Regions from separate parts of the Mus musculus genome. Here region 2 is linked to region 1. The links are chromatin loops, found by intact Hi-C in ENCODE. Cell type or tissue: left cerebral cortex. All regions are shown on one strand. Each heading gives the region's core, and the rest is flanking DNA. Links, peaks and the distances in the headings are about the cores only.

What was found. Hi-C counts contacts between places; a loop is a spot of excess contacts. Peaks named below come from ENCODE experiments on the same cell type or tissue, not always from the same donor. Only the 100,000 strongest peaks of a DNase experiment are listed, where the experiment ranks them.
Region 2: it touches region 1 in a loop (2.6-fold over the local background); 6 of 42 quality-filtered maps call a loop at or near these places.

What each region holds. Positions count from the first base shown.
Region 1 is chr9:27,102,196-27,110,186 of GRCm38, forward strand. Jam3 (junction adhesion molecule 3) reads right to left here. Exons shown (of 9, transcript NM_023277.4): 2 at 4,154-4,219; 3 at 3,312-3,425. Among named protein-coding and RNA genes, the nearest start is that of Jam3, 49 kb to the right of the region's middle. In left cerebral cortex, for the core only: a CTCF peak has its summit at 4,108 (motif pointing right); a DNase peak (open chromatin) is centred at 4,128; H3K27ac peaks cover 924 bases.
Region 2 is chr9:27,151,371-27,159,361 of GRCm38, forward strand. Jam3 (junction adhesion molecule 3) reads right to left here and starts at 4,051. Exons shown (of 9, transcript NM_023277.4): 1 at 3,921-4,051. The coding sequence starts at 3,996. In left cerebral cortex, for the core only: a CTCF peak has its summit at 3,913; DNase peaks (open chromatin) are centred at 2,921 and 4,081; H3K4me3 peaks cover 2,168 bases; H3K27ac peaks cover 1,882 bases.

The DNA.
Region 1 (7,991 bases), core at 2,576-6,575:
AGTATCTGGTAGTTAAGATAAAGCCAGGAACCTTATTTCTCCTTATTATTCCCAGGAGGAGAAAATTAATTCAAGGAAAAGTTAAGAAAGGAAAACCAAATAAATATTTACAAAACAAAGTCTACAAAGGATGTTGTGGCTATCCACATGAAAAAGAAGAAAGCTGACCCCTGGCTGCCTCCCTAGTCAACAAATACCCACTAGAGTTGAACAAGAGCTGGGCATTTATTTGCAACACTATAAGTTTATAGGAATGGAGTTTGAGGTTAGCCTAGGCAACACAGTTAACTGGAGGCCAGCCTGGGCAATATTAGCAAAAGTTTTTAGATTTGTTTCCTTTATATGGATGAGTGTTTTGCCTGCATGTATGTCTGTACAGCAGATATATGCCTGATGTCTGTGGAATCAAACCCAGGTCCTCTGCAAGAGCAGCCAGTGCCCTATCCACTGAGCCATCTCAGAAGGCATAATCTTCATGACCGTGGCTTCGGTGATGGTTCCTTAGATACGACAACAAAGACACAAGCACAAAAACTGGGGGTTATACTACATTCCATCAAGTCAACAGCGGCTCTGCTTTAAAGGAAGTAAGCAGCCGAGAAAGCAATCTACACCGTCTGTACCAGGGGTACGGACGACTCTGCAAGCCACGTCAGAAAAAGGACTTGCCTCTGCAATGTATGACTCTACAACTCAGTGGAAATGCACCTAACAGTTGATCAGGTTTCTCCCAAGACACTGCCCACTTTGCACATGGAGAGATGAAACTCCACTTGGATACCTTATACCCTCTAAGACTATTAAAATAAAGGTCAAATGATCACAAGTGTGTGTGTGACTATGGTGGAAGCACCGAAGCGTGAGTGTAAATGGAGAAGCCAGGGCTGGGCACATGGCTTGCTCAGTGATTAAGTCAATTACTGCTTTTAGAGGATCCAGGTTTGGTTCCCAGCAACCTATGTGGGTTCACAACCATACATAACTCCAATTCCATGGGAGCCAATGCCCTCTTCTGACCTCTGCACACTCAGCATGCAGATACAGTGCACAGACATATGCAGGCAAAAGACACAAAATTTAAAAAAAAATATATATATATATAAATATATATATATGGTGACGCTCCTTTGGAAAGCCGTCTCAAAAACTCACCATGTAGCCACCATGTGGCCCAGTAGTTGTGTACTTGGTCTTCACACAGAGATGAGTGCAGAATACTGATGACAGCCAGTGTAAACTCAGCATCTGAACATCACCTGATGCGTGCTCAAAGCAGCATGGCGCCCACACAGTGACCAGGGACCCCGCCACAGAAGGGAACAACTAAGCCCTGTGCTAAGTGAAAGAAGCCTTACATGACGTCTCCCGAAAACGCAAAGCCTAAGAGGTGTGTAGGTAAGGGCTGCTAAGAGGGGAGGGGAGGGCCCTGACTCTGCATGGCATGGGCTACGGGAACGTTCTGTGATTGACAGGGTGGTCCATTTCTATGTGAGTATAAAAGCCAACTTTTACACTTCAAGAGGGACAGGAGTAACAAGTGTGACAGGGGTAACAAGAGGAGTAACAGGAGATGTCTTGGGCACAGTACCAGTCCCGCCTCCACCCTCCTGCTTCTCTGGTTCATGTCCTTTATGGTAACCATTCCTATGGCTAAGAGTAATACCTCTGATGTCTACAAAGAGAAAGTTGTAATTGTTAGTGATGTGAGTGATAATTCAGGGCCTCATACGTACCAGATCAGTGGTCTATCACTCTGCCCACCCCATCCAAACCCACCCCCAGCACTAGGGAAATGAGAGTTTTCTTAAAGATGTATTTTTACTGTTTGTTATTATATGAGTTGAGTGCGGGTGTGAGCCCAGCTCCTGCAGCCTATGGAGGAGCTGGAGTTACAGGCTGCTAGAGTGGGTACGAGGAACTGAGCTCAGTCCTCTGCAAGAGGACACTCTTAACTCCATCATCCCTCTAGCCTCAGCCTCCCCTCCAAAAAATCATTAGGTTTTTATAGTTTTAATAAGTGAGTCTTTTTTAAAAGACTTCCTTATTTATAGTCTTGGTATGGAGCGTTTTATCTACACAGCACACGCATGCGTTCATGGCCTGTGAAGGCCAGGGGGTGTCAGATTCCCTGCAGCTGGGAGCTCTAGAGGGTGCTACCACTGAGCTACACATACAGCCCTTGCAAGTTGTTGGGGTTTGACCTTGTTTTACCCCCTCAATCCTAGGAACTGAATTCAGAGTTTCATGAATGCTAGCTAGGTAAGCACTGTACCACCGAGCTACAGCTGAAGCCAACAAACTATTTTTAAGAGCAACAACTCCTGGAACCTGTAGAACTCAGATCACAATACCCACGACTTCACTAAAACTGAACGTACCTGCACAGGACCTCCTCTTTCGCCTTCCCTTGCTGCCAGATGGAAAGTAACATCCGACTCCGCCTGCCATCCCTCAGCACAGCTGGTCCTCCTTGCAATTCTCCCCTTGCATTTCCAGTGGCGCTACCTCAGCTCAGCCATTGTGAGCAACCCCTCCCACCAGACTCTGCAAAGGCAATGTGATCTGGCCCTGCTCGGAGCTGTGATCACCTCCAGTCTCTGTTGCTTCTCCTAGCACCTCTGATGGGTAGTGTCTGCTGTCCAGACACCCCGTGCACTTCCCGTCTTCCTCATCGCCCTCTCAGCCAGGTTCTGGTGACAGCTCTTCTCAGAAGCTGAGCTCTCACATATGTGTCCATATGTAGCATTCTTTCCTGCCATTACATCTCTCACCATGCAGCGCTTGCTATCTTGTAGACTGCCTGAGCACTCTGCAGCCTACGTCCTGACGCCTGGCTCTCAGTCCCCTCCTCGTCCTCCTCGCCATCCTATGGTAGCTTATGTTACTACTGCCCCCAGATACTGTCCTGCTTCAGGTCAGAGTAGGGAGGCCCCAGGCCTGACCCTGGACACAGTGGAGCTCAATCCTGTGTGATACTGCTGTGATAATCCCTTTGGGCACCCCTCACAGTATGTCTGTCGTAGGCCAGAACAACATGGCTAAAGAAATGGTTTGCTGTGATTTCTCAAGCAATATGTACAGAGATCCAAGTCCTTACTAAGGAGCTGGGATTTGTTGAAGTTGCATTGTAGAGGTACAGGCAGGCTCAAAATATCAATACTAAAATTGAAATTTTCTCCAACAATAAACTCAGAAAGTCAGAGCAGTCCTAGCCACAGGAACAGGCTAGCAGTCTGGGGAAATGTTACTGTAAATAAATTCCACAACCTGCAGACAAAATAGGAATAGTGCAGAGGACAGTGGGCTCATACCTTGAATCTTGTTGTCAAAATACACATATGTGGTTTGGCCATCTTGGATTTTCTTCCATTCAATCCTAGGGTCACTTGTCTGTGAGTCCGTAATGATGCAAGACAATTCCACACCTGGAGAGCAATGAGAGAAAGATAAGCTTAAACTTATAAGCTTAAACTTTCCAAGATGAGTTTCTGCCAGAAAAACCAATGAAAACATTAGTAAGGATTTCACTACAGAGAGCACACCTTCCCTTAGACACCTGCATCTATTATATGAGCTTTCTTTGTTGTATAGATACAAGGATAGGCAGGAAACAGATGACAGCCAATGTAACCTGCAGAGTGTGTTGCTAGTCTACCCAACACAACAGCCATCCTGAACATTCTTGGCTAGTCCATACAGGGAAGTAGGGGCTGGAGGGCCGGCTCAGTGGCTAAGAGCACTGACTGCTCTTGCAGCTAGCAGTTCAATTTCCAGCACACAACTATCTATACTCCATCTCCTAGAGACCTGGGGCCCTCTTCTGACCTCTGCAGTATCCTCCTGTGTACATAGGCTCACAGTCACAAATAAATATTTTTTAGATGATAATAGACAGGGTGTGGTGGTGCACACTTTTAATCCCAGCACTTGGAAGGCAGAGACAGACAGACAGACCTCTGTGAGTTCCAGGCCAGCCTTGTCTCTATAGTGAATTCCATGTCAGCCAGAGCTACACAGTGAGATCCTATCTCAAACAAACAAATATATAAATATATCAATACAATAAACACAATAGAACAGGTGCTGGGTTGGCTGCAGAGCTACCTAGTGTCCACTAGGGGGCCCCATCCCTCTCCATGTTTCCTGTACTTACTTTCAAATTCATGTACCACTGGGTTTCGGTTGCTGGATTTGAGATTCACTGCCTCTATCATGCAGCCTAAAGGGAAAAAAAAAAAAAAAAAAAGTAAAATCAGACAGCCCCATAACAGCAAGAAACTCTGGGTGGAGGCCACAACTTTTCCTTCCATGTAAACGTGGATGTCCATCACAAAACACAGGGTAAACAATAGTTGATATTTCCTTTGTTTCTCATATTCTAGAAGAACTTAAGGGAAGAGCTTTGAAAGTAAAAAAAAACACCCATTATTAATACTCATGGCAGCAAAGAACAGCACTAACTAAGACCCAGCAAGCTTTGAACAGAGTGACTGTTGTGTGTATCCTAATGGGCCCCGGTGTAGCCTCTCTGCTACAGCTACCCTGGGTAGGCTTCACAGGCATGTTGTTTGAGACAGGGTCTCTCACGGTCTGGAATCCCGGATTAGGATTGAATGTCTGGCCAGTGACCCTCAATGATCTACCGGCACTGGATGACTGATGTGTGCCACCATACCTGCCATCTGACACAACTCTAGAGACCTAACTAAGGTCTTCAATGCTTTCAAGGCAAGCGTCCTATTGACCAAATTATCTCTCTAGCCTATATTTTATTTTTAAATGGCACTTAGTGTCTTAGGTTGGGTTTCTATTGCTGATAATGCACCATGACTAAAAGCAACTTGGGAAGAAAGGATTGATATTATCTTACAACTCTTCACACTCCATCACTGAGGGAAGTCAAGGCAGGAACCTCAGGCAGGACCAGAAGCAGAAGCCATGGAAGAATGATATTTACCGGCTTCTTCCTCATGGCTTCCTCAGCCTGCTTCCTCAGGACCACCTGGCACCACCCACAATAGGCTGGGCCCTCCCACATCAATCATTAATCAAGAAAACACGCCCCCACACTTGCCACTGCAATCTAACGCAGACGTCCCTGTGAGTTGTTGGTCATAAAGGCCTCAGAGGCTCTAAAACCAGGACAGGCCACTGCCACTGCTCTTGGTTGTCCACTAACCTGACGTAAGTCCAAATTGATAAAGATACTATTGGCTTTAGATGCAGGATATCGAGAAATCAACTCAAACTGACCAGGAAACTAGCTTACACTGTTGCCAGAAGGTGCTGTGTAGGCTGCTAAAGAGAGAAGACATCAATGGCCTGACCCAGTGCTGGACACTGCATGCTACAATATTGACCTGCTGGCAATGCATGGCCACTGGTGCAATAGTGGTGTGACTGTTAGCGAGCAACCCTAATCCACGGGAAGTATTTCATGTCTGGTACTAGGAAGTTGGTCAAAAGCTTCTGGCTTGGGGATCCTCTAGCTGTTGCTTTGCTGTCAAACTGCTTTCTGAAGATTGATGGTTTTGTGCACAGACCTGCGCTTCTCTCCACCTTGGACAGGGAAGCTTCCTTTCCAAGTGCACAGTTAGCCCAGACTCATAACTGCTCCGAGGTATAATGAATGAACCGTGCTCAGCTATGCAAGCATCATCCATTGCAACTTCCCACCAGCCAGAGCTCAGGGAACTTTGCAAAACAAGACGGAAAGAACACAACAAACGGGATGGAGAGGAGAGATGTGAAATGCTCACTTCTGGACGTGCCGTAGCTGTTGCATTCATCGACTCACGGCGTTCGTGGTTGCTATTGTGCCGGTAACCAGCACAAGATCAAGCCAGTCAACAAATGCCTATGTGGCTGAGCGAGGGCCTAAGGAAGGCCCCACTTCTTTCAGAGGAAGTAATGGCAACTGAAGTCTTCTAAGCGAAAAAGAGTCAAACTTTCTATGCAGATGCTGATCGGTTGCTCATATTACACTGGATGTCCACACAGTCACTCATGTGCATATGAAGAGCACTAATGTAACTAGTTATTAACAACAACAACAACAACAGGGAAGACAAGAAGCTGCAAAGGAGAGTGTAGGAGGGGATGGGGTATTGGGAGGAGGTGGAGACGCAATCAAAACATTATATAAATGCATGGAGTTTTCAAAAATAAAATATTTTTAAAATAATAAATAAAAAGAAAGAAGCGAGGGGCTAGGAGTGGTGGCGCAAGCCTGTGACTCAGTTTGAGGCCAGACTATGATACATAGTAAGTTCAGGGCCATTTAGGGCTACTAAGTGAGACCTTGTCTCGAAAGCAAGAGTTAGGAGGAGATAATAAACACCTGGAAACCCCTTATCTGTGATCTGGCTACTTACTTCCCAAAGGCTAAAATGGTCCCCACACAAGGACATCCTACAATGCACCACCACAGGTTATTTGTAGCACAATGAGAGCAAGCAGAGAAAAGTTGACATCCGCATATCTCATCAAAGCAAACGAAGGGTCAGAGTTCCTCAGGTCATTTCCAAGTGTTCATATCCGCTGGTTAAGAAGCTAGCTCCAAGAATTACCAGCACCCCACCCTTCTGGATCTTATACCCATAAGGCAAATTTGTGCTTTCCCTGGGAAAGCAACAGTAGTCAGGATAAGGAATGTCACATGAAAATCCACCAGTTAAAGAGTGTAAGATGTCACATATGAGCAGCCAGTCAGGAGTGTGCAGAGCAGACCAGAAATGTGACCTAAACTTACAGACAGCATGATTTTGACAGGCACCAACTACAAACTACAAAGGTTTGCTTCTTGTAGATCAGCTGACTATTCTGCTAAAGGAATTATCCTACCTGCAAAGTGATGCTTATGGTAGAGAAAAGACCCAGCAAAGCCTGTACCCCTCAGTACTTTGACAGGCGATGGAGCAGGGCAAGGAGGCACACCGTGCTGCTGGGATTCTAATGAACTGCACCTCTGAGCATCACTGGGACTAACAACATTCTCAGCACTGACTCAGCCTCCCATATTCTCCAAGTAAAGACTACTGCATGCACTTCCCAGGCAGGGGACAGAGCCTACTGGCAACAAGCACAGGCAAGAATCGAGCCCAGGAGTTTGGACTTATCATTCCTACTTCATGATTTATTTTATTAATTTTCTTATAGAAAACAATGCTAAAAATCTACCCAGAAATAAAAGAGACAGCAACAGATCCACATAATGGAGATTTTATACTAAAAGAAAGACATGAATCAGACCCTGAAGTCTAAATTGATAGCCCATTGTTCTACAAAAGTCCCTTTTCAGACAAGTTTGCAAGGGAAGTGGCTTTAAAAAGGACTTGATGTGATGTGCAGTTGGCACAGTCCTCAGCAACCCAACAGCTCTCCCTCCCGCTCACGACATGGAACTGAGCTAAGGGGGAGGGCAGGGACCAGGCAAGGATGATAAGGCACAAGAGGAAGCGCTGTCGCTCTGACGTTCACGTGGCCTTCCTCGTGGCCAGCACCCAGAGCTGCTGTGTTCTCCACTTCCCCTTCCCTTTCCTTACCGGGAACAATTGAGGCACCTGTGAAAAGAACTGCAGTTTCCTCCTCAGTGTTGAGAGACCTAGAGACTGCCAGGGTCTGGGGCCAGGATGGCAGGCAAGCAATACGCCAATCCTTCACTTGCTTAAAATACCATTTCCCTAAGCCAGACTCAGAAAGGGATGTTTATGAATTGCTGGGGGGTGGACAGGGAGGTGGGCAGAGGCAGAAGGAGGGACAAGTGTGAGCCAAATCTACTGGCGTGCACAGATGAAAACACCACAGTGAAGCCACCATGCTAACTAACTAAGTGAAGGCAAGGACCACTGTCCAAGCCCTCACGCTCACGCGTGGAATGACTTGCCAAACATGCCTGGAGGTTTTAACACGAGGTGTTACCCAGGAAGCCTTGAGCAGCAACTCGTTCAGTGGAGCCAGGCCCCCATCTGTAGTTACACTCAGAAACAGTC
Region 2 (7,991 bases), core at 2,162-6,161, 49 kb after region 1:
CAAATCCTGCTACGCACAGTGGTGGTGGGGGCGGTGAGAGGCAATACAGGGCACATAATCAATATCATAGAGAAGCAAGAAAACCAAAACACAGCAACCGGAAAAACCTCTGCCTCCTGGGACATCGGAAACAGGTAGATTTCTGTGCATCATGGCAAGCAGCAAAGAGGCAGTAAGCTAATGCTTTAGGCTGCCATTCAGTGGACAGTGTCCTTGCTAGCCTGAGTGTAAAAGAATCTGCTTACTCAACTTAGTTTCCAGATCTCTTCATATGCCAGTGCAGATATATGTATACAGTGCTAGACTTCAGAGGCATGTGCAAAGATTTAAAATGTGCACTCAGCCCAAATGCCATCACACACACACACGCACACAGACCTGATTGGAAACACCTTGAGAGAGGCTATAGAATCTGCTTCCCATCACCAGGATCAGCCAACTGCGTGCTCTAACCCACTCTCACACATATTTTCTTCTCTTTTACCCCACTTGTGCTTTAGAAGAATTCAAAGGATTTACGAAGAAGGAATTTGTTAATACCGCATCCCTAACAGCTGCAAGGTGGGTGCAGTATGTCCGTGGAGTCTTCTATTACAACGTACAATCAGAAAGCATGCTTGTGCATCCGCTGCCTTTCAGAAAATGGACTTAGGGCTATCCCTTGGGGGCTGCCTGGAGAGCACCTTCCACTAAACTTTAGGAGATGGAGCTCTGTGACTACTGAGTTTAACACTGCAATTATTTAATGACTAAGATCCCTACCAACTATCCACTCAGTCTCCTCAGCCTGTAGCCTGACCATAAACAAGTCATTTGAAGATGAGCAGTGGTTCCTTCCAAGTATTTCATGTTTTGGGATCAGCTGTCCTCTGTTTTTCTTAAAGGGCACATACAACCCTGAAAATGACTGTGACAATCAAGTGATCAAAAGGAAATAAAATGCCATAAAAAGGCAGGAGCTATATGTTCAAGGCCCTGAGTTCAATCAAGCAATCAATCAATGTAGGACATTATAAAACATGTCTCAGGAGTCTAAGTAAACAGAAGAAACTGTCTTCAAGACTGCAAACTGTTGTTCTGGTTCTAAATAAAGTCTGTTCTCTGGTACACCGAAAGTTCTGGAAAGTTACTGACTTGCTACATAATCACTCAAAAAGGGGACGCGGCCTAACATCTGTAAGGCTGAATCGGACCAGCCATCCACCTCACAAAGGAATATTATACACATACAAACAGTATGTCTTTGAATGTGTGATCATTTTACTAAACTGATCCATAATAAGAATGTCCACTGTCAGACACAATAAACAAGTAGCCAAAGACTGAGCTGCCACAGACTAGAGACTTCCAGGTTTTCCGTGCCTGAGGTACCGCCTCCAGAGCCTGACCTCTGCATGCTGGTTTCTTCATACACAAGTCAGGAAAAATAATAACACAGTCTTAAGTTATCAAAATTAAATGAAATAATTCACACTAAGGTCTCATAATACAGCCCAGGAAGGGCAATCACATGGAATGTTTACTATGTTAGGAATTATCTTTTTTAATTTTTGGAATATGGTCTCTGGGTAGCCCTGGCATGCCTTGAATTTGCCATGTAGCCTAGGCTGGACTTGAAGAACTGGCAGTGATCCCCCTGCCTCTCTCTGCCCCTCAAGGCCTGGGATTATAGGCATGTGTCACCACATACAAATTAGAATTTGTAAGTTTTTGCTGTCTCATGCTACCCCAGGGTAACCTGGAACTCACTGTGGATCCCGGAATGCCTTGGAGCTCAGTGATCCTCCTGCCTCAGCCTGCAGAGCACTGGGGTTACAAACATGAGTCACAGCAGGCAGGAAGGCAGGAGCTAGCATTTTTAAATGAAAATGGTACACAGAGATACCAAGTGAAAAGTGTAATCCTAAAAATTAAGAAGGCACAGCTGTCCCCTATGAAGATGACACGTCTTTAAAGGCTAATTTTACATTTACTTCTGTGTGAAGGGCCCACATGCATGTATGAATTTGAGCGCCCACAGAGCTCAGAGAAGTGTGTCAGATACCCCGAGGCTCAAGCTGTGTGCTGGTTGAGCCATCAAGTTGGTGCTGTGAACAGAACTTGGGTCCTCTGCCACAGTACTCCTTTGTATTCACTGAGTACCTCTCCAGCTTTAAGGTAGACGTAAGGTAAAAACTATATAATAGGAAATTCCTTCCTTTAACAAGAAAGCTACAGCCGGGCAGTGCTAGCGCACGCCTTTAATCCCAGCACTTGGGAGGCAGAAGCAGGCAGATCTCTGAGTTCAAGGCCAGCCTGGTCTACAGAGTGAGTTCCAGGACAGCCAGGACTACACAGAAAAACCCTGTCTCGGGGAAAAAAAAAAAAAAGAAAGAAAGAAAGAAAGCAAGCAAGCTAGCTACAGCTGGCACCTCATCTTGCCTTCAATCCTAGATTACAAATATCTACTGTAATTCCTATGGAATGGAAGTAAATCCCATCCCTCAATACCAAGAAACCCACCAACTTAAACCCCGCCTGAGGGGCAGCATCTGAGACAAGAGTCTATGGAGCCCTTAGCCGTCTCTACTTCTACTAACAAATCATCATGAAGAAATTCATCCCTCAAGTCAACTGCAAAATATTTTCTCCAATAAAAACTGCAGAATTTCATGTGAGGGAATCTCTCCAACAATAGGGAGTTGTTCTAGTCTGTGAATAGTACGTGCCAGTGGCACCAGCACAGTGGGAGTTGGACATTGCTGACACTCCTGTCCCCTGGCTAGCCTCGGGTCAGCTCTATCTCCCAACTGCATTTGGCTTTAAAATTTAAAATCAAGCAAAATATATGGTAAAAAAAAAAATGTATGCTAAGCCTCATCCTTGCTACAGAAGCCTGTTTCCAACACTTCTGCACCAGAGCCCCTGTTTTCTACCACCACCCTGAGCACCCCACTAGAATAAGCGTCAAACACAAAAGCGCTTTGTCTTCTTGCCTGACCACCCCCCACTCCCAACAGTGCTTTGGTGTATTAATTTGTATACTCTGGAGAACATCGTAGGCGTCAGCAAAGCCAAGGAACAAACCAAGGGTTGAGGAGTGGTCCGGGTTGGGTTACCTTCTGAAGAAGGAGTGGTGCCTTATGAAACCTTAAGTTTGCCACTACTTGTTTGGCCGTCAGTTCTTAATGAAAAAAATTTTTTTAAAGAAGACTAATATTCGCCTCTAAAAATGGGTTCACAAACCCACTTCACTGAGCTGTTTTAAGGACTGAGATAATAGCTTCGAAGTGCCCTGTGGTATTTATGGAAAGTAACTGCAAAGTAAACTTTACAGTGCTTTTCGCCCAACCGACCAGGGAGATACTGTCTCCCAGGAATTCCACTGGAAAGAAATGAGCAAAACTTTCAAGTTTAGCAGTGTGTCGGGATCAAATGATCCAGATGCTATTTGGGAGTCAGGGTCTCCTCCACCACGCTGCAACAAAGATGCTCATCCCTGTGCAGTCCCCATCTCCGCACAAGGCTGGCTGGCCTTGCCCAGTTCAGCTTCTTTGTTGACCCTAGCAGCTCCTGGGAGGACAGGCCTCTGGAGCTTCCCAAGCCGCTTGTCCTCCACGACTTCTGGGTACCACACTGCTTGCTGATGGGGTGTTTCCTCCAGCAAGTTTTAGAGCCCGTGAGGCATCTGCCACGGTCCTTCTAGAGGGCCGTGTCCCTGTACGGGACCAGCCGCATCCACGCGGGTCTGCCCGAGACCGGACCCGACCCGACCGCTCACGGAGCCTCGCCCGCCACGCTCCCGCAGAGGCCACCCCTCAGCTTCTCGGCCGGACCTGGAGTCGTGGGAGCCGAAACCGCTATTCCACCGCGGCCCGGGCCGCTCTGTCCCCATCGGCACAGACCACACACTTCCTAGCGGCACTGAAGCGTCAACTCACCCCTGAAGAGCAGCAGCAGGAAGAAGTCAGGCAGCCGCGCGTACAGTCGAAGTCGCAGCCGCCGGCTCAGCGCCATGTCGAGGGGAATGTGAGGGGCTCAGGCTCGGAGCGGAGAACCGGCCTCGTGCGCATGCGCCCAGCCTGCTTGGACCCTGCGACCCGCCTCCAGTTTCCATAGCGACCACGCGGCCTCGGCCGAGCCGGCACCATAGTGACCGAGAAAGCTCAAGTCTGGTTGCTATGGATGCAAAGATGCTCAGTGCTTCCAGGTGCTACCTCTGTCGATGAACTTAGCGGGAAGAGAATTAAAAAGCGTGTCTGGGAGGGAGGCGGGGTAGATTTATGAAACTGTAGATTATCGCTACAGATCTAAGAAGGATTACTCCATTAAGATTTAGGGAATGATGGGGCTGGAGAGATGGCTCAGCAGTGAAGAGCACCTGTTGCTCTTACAAGGACCCAGATTCCATTCCCAGCACCCATATTGTGGTTCACAACCACCTGTAACTCCAGTTCCAGGCGATCTGACGCCCTCTTCTGACCTCTGACGGCACTAAACATGCTTGTGGTGTGTGGCACTAAACATGCAAGCACAACACTCATACACATGAAATAAAATAAATCATTTTTAAGGAAATGTGTGTTATTTTACAAATAAAATCATGACAATTTTTGAAACAGTATTTTCACACCTATAGAGGTCCTGATTCCAAAAGTAATGAAAGGAGAAAATGCTGAAATCTGCATAAATATTAGCAAGATACGCCAAGTACATAAATGCAATAAGTTGATGTAGAAGGATAATTCATTTCTATGGTAGAGCTAAAGGATACTGGTATCCCCAACAGTTTATCCTACACAATACAGGGGTAATTCTTGCCATTGAATTTTTTACTTTTTTTTTTTTTTTGACAGTTTTACTTATATAGACCTGGCCACCCTGGAACTTGAAGGCTAAATAGACCAGGCTAGCCTCAAACTCACATAAGCCCAATTTTGTCTGCTTCCAAGAGTTAGTATTAAAGGCAAGCACTACCATGTCTGGATTCTTTAAATTTTTTATAAATTTAACAATATGTATGTGTGTATATCTGCATGTGAGATGTGTGAAAATAAGTGTGGGTTCCCTGAGAGGCCAGAGGCGCAGAGTTAACAAATAGTATGCCTGGTGTGGGTGCTGAGAACTGAACTTGGGTCCTCTGGAATAGCAGCAAGTGTTCTTAACTGCTGAGCCATCTCCCCAGCCTTCTTTTTCATTTTAAAAAGGGTTCGTTATTTTATCATCATCACCATCACCATCATCACCTTTGTATGAGTACAGGAGTACATGACAGGAGGTATATGCCACAATGAGCATATGGAGGTCAGAGTTGATGATGTGGAGGTCAGAGTTCATGAAATTGACTTTCATCCACCTTTACAGGGATTCCAGGGATCAAATTCAGGTTTCCAGGCTTTAGGATCGAGGAGTGGTACCCACTAAGCCATTTTACTAGCCTTGCTCTGAATTCTGAATAGTAGGAAATAGGAAGGGTAGGGTAGGAAAACACAACAAGATCTTTTTTTTTTTTTTTTTTTTTTTTTTTTGGTTTTTCAAGACAGGGTTTCTCTGTGTAGCCCTGGCTGTCCTGGAACTCACTTTGTAGACTAGACTGGCCTCGAACTCAGAAATCCGCCTGCCTCTGCCTCCCGAGTGCTGGGATTAAAGGCGTGCGCCACCATGCCGGGCCACAGCAAGATCTTATAAGCAGGTGATGAGAAGGGCAAAAATGAGCTGAAGCTGAGCTGTGGTGGCGCGTCCCTTTAATCTCTGCACTCAGGAGGTGGAGGCAGGTGGATCTCTGTGAGTTTGAGGCCAGCCTAGTCTATAGAATGAGATCTAAGACAGACAGGGCTACATAAATAAACTATCTCAAAACAACAACAAAGAACTGGACATTAGACCTAAGGAAATCAGGCAATCTGAAGTTATTTAAAACAATGGAAAACTCTTGAGAAAGGTTAGCTGTACCGTGTTTAACATTAGAAAGAGCATCCCTAAGATTCCAGAAACAACACCATTAAAACAGAATTCTGAGCCTGTGAGAAAGTGTGCCAGAGTTCCCAACAGCCGATATTATTATTCAATGGGTAACAAAATAATATTTCAAGAAATTTGAAAGAGAAAGGTCACGGCTAAGCATGCTTGAATTTTCATTTCCACATGACCTTCAGTCTGCATTTTATAAATGTTCAAACCTTTATAAATGTGAATTGATTGCTTCACCACAAACCCAGAAGGAAAAAAAAAACTAATTCCAAATGTCAGGATAAAAATTTAAAATAACCTGTTATGATGCTACTTGTCTTCTACTGACCTTCTGTTTCTGGTCATCATGTGTGTAAGTCATAGGGAAATGTGTGCAAATGGTATTTCTCATGCTGGCCCCTCTCTCTGCATTAAACACAAGTCAAAGTGGAGTTTCCTGCAAGTTTCCCGTAAGCCTAATTTTTGGGGGGTTATTTGTTTTGATTCTTTTTCTGCTCTCTTTTTCCTCTGGCTATGTGCTCAGTCGTATTTACCTCACTGAAGAAACTGATCTGATTCCTTGGGGACCATGAGATGGCATCTGACTGTAGACAGAGCACCTTTATTTAGAAGCCAAAGCTTCCTTTCTTCTGCTAAATTCCTGTGTTTGCATTATGAAAATGGTTCTTTCTGTTAAATGCCCTTCTGTTTTAGAGTCTCTTTTGAAATTCAGGCAGAGATTACAAGAAAAGGCTTCATGAATATTCTGTAAAGGGCAGAGGTTCCTGGGAGAGAGGGTGGCAGGTGCTTCACTGTAAAGTTCTGACTTCCCTCCATAGCAGAGTTCCCCATGTCATTAGTAGTGTCTAAAGTGTGTTCTTGGAATGGAAATGCAAGTGGAGATGCTGCAAGGCAGGGTAACACATTTGTCTGTGATGTGGTCTGTTCGTCCTGCAGAAATCGAACTCTGCTCAGCATGAATAAGCTCAATGAGGTCAGAAGCAATGTTCTGGAAGCATTTGGTAAGTAGAGCTGGGAGTCTGTGCCTTTAACCACACCACAATTCATCTGACTGTGTTTTATTCTACTGTGGGGCATATTAGAAAGAGATGCTTTCTTTTTGGTTTTTCCAGACAGAGTTTCTCTGTGCAGCCCTGGGTGTCCTGAAACTGATTCTATAGACCAGGCTGGCCTCAAAATCAAGAGATCTGCCTACCTCTGCCTCCTGACTGCTGAGATTAAAGGAGTGTGCCACCACCGCCCAGCTGAGAGATGCATTTCTTAAAAGAACTAAAGAACTATACAGAGAAACCCTGTCAAAAAAAAAAAAAAACCTAAAAAAATTAAATCTGCATAAGCTGAACTTAAGAGTTTTACAATACTGTTTAGTACAGACGCAAATCAAGAGGCAAAGAGTGGGTTTCCTGCTTGACTTGCCTCTGAACAGAGCAAATGTGTCTGCTTATTTATGCTTATCTAAGACCAGGATTTCTTACCTATAAAACAGGGATGCTACTACTCATCCCAGTGAACTGATTGCCAGAGATGAAACAGCTGAACCACAGACGGAGCTCAATACAGGTTTACTATTCAATGTTCTTCTCTTTCTCACTACCCTGCTTCTGATAAGCATGAAAAAAATAAATGGGTCAAAATGGCTTTAATATTCTACCCGAGCTTTGATAAATAAAACACTCTCGGCCTTCAGACGTCAGAGGGAAGGAAAAGCAAAGAAGAGGTTTACATGGACGTTGGCTTTTTCTTGTATTCTTTCTGTGATAATTGGCGAAAAAGACCCGAGGCCCCAAACTTACTATGTAGACCAGGCTAGTCCAAATCCACAAAGATCTGCCTGCATCTGCCTCCCAAGTGCTGGAATTAATGGCCTATTAATTCCACAATACAAGCTGATATTACTCTTTTAAAAAAAATTACACGATCATAATTTTGTTTCCTTCCCTATGTCATTAAACCCCAAAATAATCACCCGAAGTCAGTTTTTCCAGCATGAGAGAAGGAAGGGAATCCTTCTGTTTGTGGGAGACTTGCTCTCCCCCTTCCCA